Regions from separate parts of the Homo sapiens genome. Here region 2 is linked to region 1. The links are chromatin loops, found by intact Hi-C in ENCODE. Cell type or tissue: PC-9. All regions are shown on one strand.

Region 1 (4,000 bases):
CAGGATCTGGCGAAAACCCTTGACCAGGGTAGCCATGGGAGGTCACTGCCACAACCACGAGGGACTTCTCTACTTCCAGACCCTGCTGCAGTGGGACCTATGTGTCACACTCTCACTCCTGTCCCCTGCTGTGTGCTGTAGGATGTGACTTTCTTCCTTGTGGGCCCTTATCTGCTCAGGCCTTGCTGATGCAATTGCTCACAGCTCACTAGAGACCAAGATATGTTTCAGTTGACTTCGCTATAAGGTTTTCTTCACTTGAGATACTTACTAAAACGCTTACTCTGTTAACAGGAATGGCTTCTGTTGGATGCCTGGGTCTCACAGGTCCCCATCCTCAGATCTCTGTGCTACATCTGTGCTCTGTGCATGAGAAGCAGGACAAGGCAAGTGGGTTATCCTCTGCCTGCTTTCTGCCTTTTCACTTTCCATGTAGCCAAACAAAATTAACTCTCTCTTACCTCTCTCTCTCATCATCATTTCAAAAGAAAATAACTCGACTGATTCACATCAAATTTGGGTGGATATTTGGGACAGTCTGCTAAAATACAAGCTATGTTAATAACATGAAGTTTGCTTTGGGAGGCCCTGGGGAACTGGGAGATACTGTGCAGTCATCTTCAGAGCAGGTTCCAAGGGCTATGAATTCATAGAGAAATTAAGAGGATATAAACAGAGAAAACAATGCTTTAAAATGTGAGTCACCAAAGAAAAGTCACAGCCCAGGTGCTGATTTACCCATTAGAGCAACTACCCACAGTGCTGGGAGGGGTGCATGTGTCTGTGTGTGTAACATTTATTATGCACCATATTTTAGGCACTGTATAAAGCATGTTATATGAATTGTATCTAAGGAAGTTATATTATTATCAGGCCTATTTTACAGATAGGGGCAAAAAGGTTCAGAGAAGGTAATAGCTGTGTGAGCTTAGAGCAAGTTACTTAGGTAGAAAGCTAAAATTGGAAGCCCTTGCAGTCTGACTACTTCAGAGTCACTTTTTGAAGTTTGTACTAAAAAATATTACATTATGCAGCTCCTCTGCAACCCATCAGATGCTGCCTCAGTGGCAGTGCTAACCAGTCCAGGCTTACATGCTGGAGTCCGTGTTAAATTAACATCACACAGACATTCATTGTCTCTCATCTATACTGTCTACTAAGCCAGGAACACGGGCAAACACTGGGGTGATGGCTCAATATCAGAAGCCTTCCTATCATCTGTAATCTGACCTGTAGGGAGAAACATTCCAAATACAAGGTAGGAGCAATTTTAGTAGAATGAAAAGAGGAACTTTCCTCCCTAGAGGTCTGAGTGACATCAGAATGAATAAGCAAGGGGGATCATATCATCTACTTTCTAGGGGAACTTTAAAAATAGCAGCAGCCTCTTTCTGTGGACATGGTGGTAATACTATATCTGGGCCACTTTTGTATGCAACCCATCAATTCAGGAAGTAAATGCAGTTTACATTTATACTGCACAAAGTCAAAGCAATTTGATAATTTTCAGCTTAACCAGTAAATTTCGATGGCAGATAATTCACATCCTAATCTGGATGGTAGAGCTCTAATTATTTAGTTTAGTTGTCTAGAGTGATCAACCCCAATGTAATGCCACAGTTGCTTTTCCACATTGTCCGAGGCAGTAGAAAGAACGGGGTGACAGCTTACTCATGCATTCATTCATTAGGCACCTTCTACTTTCTAGACATGATGGTAGGCACTGGAATTGCAGGATTAATAAGATGTGTTTCTCATCCTTGAGAAGCTTGCAGCTTAATGGGCTGGGTTCTAGTCCCGGCTGTAATCTGAATAGCTACATGTTCTGTACAGGCGACTTCAAATGACTTGACCTCTTTTCTGGCTCTCACCCCCAGTGTGATACCCGAGGAAATTATATTAAGACTCTTTGTTAGGAATGGGCCCCAGTTTACACTGCCATACACTATTGATGTCATCTGTCGACAAATCTTTGCTAGTATCTTCCATGTACCACATAGTGTGCTTTGCAGAGATAATTTGTCAAGGACATGACCCCTTTATGAAGATTATGGTCCTGTGGGAGAGAAGAACATTAAGGTGGAGAGTAAAATACTATGAGGCCTGCTGTTGCATTGTAGGGTAGACAGGAGGCGCTGTGGTAGGGCCAGGGAATAGTATCCTTGGAGCAAAACTAGGTTGGGTTTTAGAGATTAAGTGGCAGTTAGTCATCCGATTGCGGGAACAGGGGAAAAGATTCCAAGCAAAGGGAAGATCTGAGCAAAGATCAGGAGGCAAGAGGGAAGATTTGTGTTTTAGAGAATTACAACCAGGTTAATATTATTGAAGGTAGAGGTAGGGAAGAAAAGAAGAAGGTGGGAAGAGGAAGGCAGGCAGGGAAAGGGGGTGCAGGGTAGATGGGCAGAATGAGAGAGGAAAGGGAGGGGAGAGGAGAGGAAGGGAGGGAAGAGGAGGGAAGGGAGAAAATGGGAATATGGAAAGGATAGAGAGGCAAAATAGAAAGGAAAAATGGGGACCAGATTATAAAGAACTTTGTGACCCATGCTTAGGAGTTTGGACTTGAACTTGGGGAAATCAGAGGTCACAGAAGGCCTTAAACAACAGAAGAATGCTGAAGTTGGAAGTGAGTTTTACAGTACAACACGTGGAACACCTATTGCAGAGGAATCAGGAAGAGCAGGCCAGAGGTTGGTTGATCTGAGGCTTAATGAAAAGCCTTTCTTCCCTCCCTTCCTTCCTCCCTCCCTCCGTCCCTTCCTTCCTTCCTTCCTCCCATCCTTGCCTCTCTTCTCCCTTCCCCCTCTTTTTCTGTCCCCTCTCTCTCTTCTTCTGTCTTCCCTTTCTTCCGTTTTCCTCTACTCTCCTCTTCCTTTGGGTGTTGGGGAAGCCATGGAAACTTCTGAAGCTTGACAGGCAGGAAGGAATGCTGTGTGGATGCTCCATGGCTCTGAACCCAACAGAAGTGGTTTTGTGACTGTATAAGGAGCTGGTGACATCCATTCCTGCTGAAATTCCTCATGATTAAGACCAAGCTCCAGCCCATAAGAAGGCAGGGACTGCCGGGAAGTGACTCAGCAAGGGTGGCACAGATGATACCAGATTCTAAGAATCTAAACTATGTGGTTTGACGGAGCACCCTTGACTACTAAGCTGTTCTCTTCTTTCCTTCTGTGGCTTTGGCCTAGAAGAGGGTGTCAGGTTTGGTTATATCCATCCTCAAACTCTGTAGAATAGTTGTACAGGGCCCTATGAGCTCCCTGTAACCCTGTAACTCTAAGCCTAAAGGCCTGAGCTAAAGGCATAGTCAAGGTATTTACAATACAAAGCAAGGAGAACCAAGGGGGAGCTAAACACCACAGGCTTTACTTGAATAAATGAGGAGATCTCATTATACAATCTCCCTATATGAGTAAGAAAATTGAGTACCTGAATAATTAAAAGATAAGACCAGGAAGTATCAGTAAGGGTGAGCTTCATCTTGAAGTGATGGTCAAGAATGAAGGATCCCAGGCCAGACTGCCTTGGTTAGAATCCTGATTCCACCACTAATGAGGTGTGCAACTGGGGGGAAGTCATATCATCTCTCCATGCCTTGATTTCCCCATCTGTACAATGGGAATAATAATAGTCCCTATCTCACTGGGTTGCTGAAAGAATTAAATGAGTTAATACTTGAAAAGTACTTCAAAATAGCTCTTGGCACATAACAAATGTTTATAAAGTGTTTTGTTAAATGAACTGAAGAAAATCATCTTTCCCTTTTCAAATAAGTTGTGTAGGCCCTACACTGTAGGGTAACCTGGACATCTTTTCAGTTCTAGGTGAAGGAGGCCTGAAAATAGAGAGCTACATGTGCCCATGGGTAAATATTAATTGTGATCCAGCAGACAGATGTCTTTCTACTATTATGTCTTTGTAATAAAGAATCTGAACAAAGAAACTGAAGACAAAGAGAGAGATTTTTTCTTTAAACCCTTAGACCTCAGGCTGAAATTAATAT
Region 2 (4,000 bases), 250 kb before region 1:
TTCCTTGGCTACTTGTTTGAGAATAAGTATCTTATCTGTAACTTAAGGATGTAGCCAGATACTCCCCTCAAAGAAATTTCCCATGTAGGCAATGAATTCAAATTGCCATCAATCCATTTGTGGTGACTTGTCTGTGTAGAGCTGGGGTGGAGTGAATACAGATGAGTTACTGTTGGGGTGATGAGTTACTGCAGGGTTATCTGCCAACCACTTGTATTTGGCAAGAGCAGATATGGAAGCCTCTGGACTTGGAGCACTGGAACCCAGAGAAAATTTCAGTTAAGCTGTTCGGTGGGCTCAAGTTGGAATTGAGAGATGCATGTTCAAGGTTCATCCAGCCCAAGATGTAGATGTAGAACAGGAATGGTTTCAAATGGTCTTTTCAGAAAAAGGAAATGTCAAGACAGCCCCCCAGGAATATACAGACTCCAGGCTGATGGGACAGTAAGAGGAGTATCTGAGCTAGATGCTAAGGCTGGTTTCCTCTGTTGAACTAGATAATCTCTGAGGTCCAGAAAATAGAAGTAGTTTATCTAAGGGCACACGACTGGTTAGTTGATGGGCTGGGATTCATACCTAAGTTCACTCATTCATCCATTCATTCATTAGCCAATGGCTACCAAATGTGGCCTGTTCTGGGCTGGATGTTGTGTGCTTCAGTCTACTGACACCCTGCCCAATTCTCTTCCTCACAAGTCATGACAATTTGATTTCTATTGAATGCACAGAATCAGCAAAGCCATACACTTCTTTCCTTGCCAAACCTTTCTTCTTTTTGTTAAGGTAATAAGGTGGGGAAAAAAAGCATAGAGGATAGACGTTTTTAATTTGAAATGAGAGTAGTGGTCATGAGTTTTTGAATAAGGCCTCTATAAGTATTCTATAACTATCCCCAAAATAGCCAGAGTTGCTTCAGCCAGGCCCACTCCATCAACAAAGGAGTCTGAGGTGCTTGCCAGGGAGTGGGAGCCTCTCAGAGCTGGAGGGATAGACTCAGAGAGGATGTGCAAATCTGAGTTCTGGAGAAGTATCTCAGAAAGAATCAACTTTTGCACTAATGCCTGGCAAGTGAAAGCTGTTCTATAAATAATATCTCTTTCCTCTTTGGTACAGCTTTTAGTTTAGTCGTTATATATTTTCTTTTTCTTACTCAGTTGCTCCCTTGGTTGTATATGATTTCTGCACCCAAAATGAACTTTTGAGGTTTTAATATATACATAGGGGTGTATCTGTGTCAGTGAGGGGAGATGTTGTAGCCTTGTTTTTAGAGTAGCTGGGGCTGGACGAGGTCAGCTGAATTTTTGAGAGTTCAGGTCAAGGCCCTCCAACTGGCAGGGAGCAGTCACACCCTCCAGGCTCCCCAGCCAAGTGCATGCTCCTCTGAAAGTCACTGAGCTGAAGATAAACATGGAGCCCATAATAGCTTTTTCACTTGATCTCCTTTATTACATGTTCCACACTTTAAATTCCTTTGCTACACTCCTGTATTCTTTTGGATCTTTCAGAACAAACATTGAAGTAGGCAAAAAAAAAAAAAAAAAGAAGCAAACTGCCCTCTTCCCTCCACCCTTCCCATCCTTTCTAAGTGAGTCACTTCGACTGGGACAATTAATCTTAATCAGGACGGTATGACAGCAGAAAAAAAGACATCCGCAGTGAAGCACTTTGGTGCCAAAGATTGGTGAGGCAACCAGTTCCTTCCTCTAGGCTGTGAAGGGGGCAATGTAGAAATGATTTGGTTGTTTTAAAAATAGCATGTCACAAAATCAGAGCTGCCTGTATCTTCAGGGTGGGCAGCAGGGATGGGGTGGTGTAATGCCTGTGCTAACCACTGAGTGTAAGCAGGCACTTTAAATATTGTTGGCTGGAAGGTCATACAGGCCACCAAGGCCCCAATGATCAACTCCACCTTCTCCAGGGGACATTGAGGACAAATAATTCCTCGTATTTGCCCTGGTGTTTTTCTCCATAAAACTCAGAGCTTCCATGCTAGTATCCTTAACCATTATCCTCATTTTCTGACAGGTGCAATTACTCATCTCCTGTCCTCTGCCCATCTCCTGTTTTGTTTTTCTCTGCATGGGTCATACTTTCCAATAAGCCATGGCTACACCTGGTACCCTAGAAAGGTTTTAGTCAACGAAGTGTACCTATTGCAGACAGACTCAGCAAGTCCTGGAATGACCAGGAGGAACCACTTCATCCCCTTATGAATGCAGTCTCATCTTTTCATTTGCAATTAGCTGATCGAGTCCTCATTAGCAGGAGGACTAGTGTTACTCTTTTGAGGTCCAAGAACTGCCGGGACACAGTCCAAAGTGCACAGTCCTGCTTCCAAATACAGGGCTGAGAGGGAACAAGAGCTTCTGAGCTGCCCAATTATGGGTGAGTATTGTTTCAGTTCCTTCTGCAGGTGCCTTTGTTAAAAACTGCCCTAAAGCAGACTGATGGATGCCTCTCCACTGCCATGGTCATGTCCTTGTTGGCCTGGATACAGGCATAGACCACAGTGGTTTCAAGGCTGCACATAGGTATCAAGGTTCCAACCCTAATGAAACAAGATGCAAAAAAGACTGAATCAGAGTTGGTGGGGTAGTGATAAAAGGAACTCGCAGTCATTCGGGGTGAGTTCTGCCCGCCCCTGGGAGAATGGTCTCCTTTCCTTCCAGCAGACTTCGGTTGGGACCATCCCAGTCCTCCTACAGTTCTAATAAGGTCTCTCTTGAGACGGTTCTTTAGCCCCATTGTGAATTTGCCTTTCTCCTTTGCAAATATTGTGAAAAGTAACAGGCCATCAGTTTCTTTACCTCTAAGGGAATTCTCTCCTCTTATTTTCCCTATGTTCTGCTCCCTGGTGTCTGGCTGCCTTCGGTTCTATATAAGGAGTCTGACCTAATAATTTTCTATATTCTGCCTCATTGTGCACACTATTGTACTGGCATAAGAAGGAAGCTATCCTTTGGTTTGAATTGTGCTCTGGTACATCCAACAGACTAACCAGTTATCGGCTTGAGAACAGAAGTCATAATGTAAGAACACATTCCCCTCCCATCCCTCCATATTGTGTGTGTCAGTTTAGGGTCTTCAGGTCCCTGTTGACACTACATTTTCCAAAACCTCTTGTCATTCATTCATGCCACAGACCATATTGAGCACTAACATTATGCTAGATTATAATGCAGATAAAGAAACTCACAATAATTATGTAGTCTAGTCAGGTGGAACAAGATACATGCATAAGCAACTGTGTTGTCAAGTAAAAAGTGATAGGTTTGGGTGCCCCGGAAATCAGAACTGGATACAAAAACTATCATGCTACTTCTTTATTGGGGAATGCAAACCCAGGAAAGGAGAAATGAAGAGAAAAGGAAGGAAAGGTTTCCTGAGCTGGATACCACTTGGTAATAAGTGTAAATAATTGATCACTCTCACAGACCCTCTTCCTAGAGGGTGGGCAGGGGAAAGAGAACAGAGAAGAAATTTTTCCCTGGCTCCTGTGTCCCACTGACAAAAGCTTCAATCTAGGGAGCATTAACTTCCCTTAACTACTTGTACATATGTGTGTGCGTGTGAATGCGTGTATGTGTGTGTGCATGTGTGTGTGTGCATGTGTGGGTGGTGTGTGTGAGGGGGGGCACATGCATGCCCACTGAGCACCCATGTATATTCCTCTGGCTCTAATGTCTCAGTAACAGCAGGAATATGCTAAGACAGGAGGCAAGAGGTTTAGAGCATGAGCACGAAGCAAGGCACCGCCCGGTTGTGTCCCTGTGCAGTTGGCCAGAGTCCACACAGTTCTGCTGGCCTCAGCGGCAACTGGGACAGAACAAGGGGCCATGGACCCCCTGAATCACCTGAGGCAAGGGAATCTGAAGTGATGCATAAAGGGACCTTGATTCAGTAACATAAGTCAGGTTCAGATAAAGTGCTTTGGGGATTCAGAGACGGGAGCTTTTTCTTAGAAGCAGAACGGGACGGAGACTTGAGGGAGGACTTTTGG

Evidence for each region. Peaks named below come from ENCODE experiments on the same cell type or tissue, not always from the same donor. Only the 100,000 strongest peaks of a DNase experiment are listed, where the experiment ranks them.
Region 2: it touches region 1 in a loop (11-fold over the local background); 2 of 110 quality-filtered maps call a loop at or near these places.

The regions. Positions count from the first base shown.
Region 1 is chr2:217,105,002-217,109,001 of GRCh38, reverse strand. No RefSeq gene overlaps it. Among named protein-coding and RNA genes, the nearest start is that of DIRC3-AS1, 180 kb to the left of the region's middle. RefSeq lists an enhancer at 2,437-3,636. In PC-9, a CTCF peak has its summit at 2,129; a DNase peak (open chromatin) is centred at 3,071; H3K27ac peaks cover 4,000 bases.
Region 2 is chr2:217,358,665-217,362,664 of GRCh38, reverse strand. All of the region lies in intron 8 of DIRC3 (disrupted in renal carcinoma 3), which reads left to right. Among named protein-coding and RNA genes, the nearest start is that of DIRC3-AS1, 78 kb to the right of the region's middle. In PC-9, no CTCF peak of the experiment used is centred here; a DNase peak (open chromatin) is centred at 1,604; H3K27ac peaks cover 2,437 bases.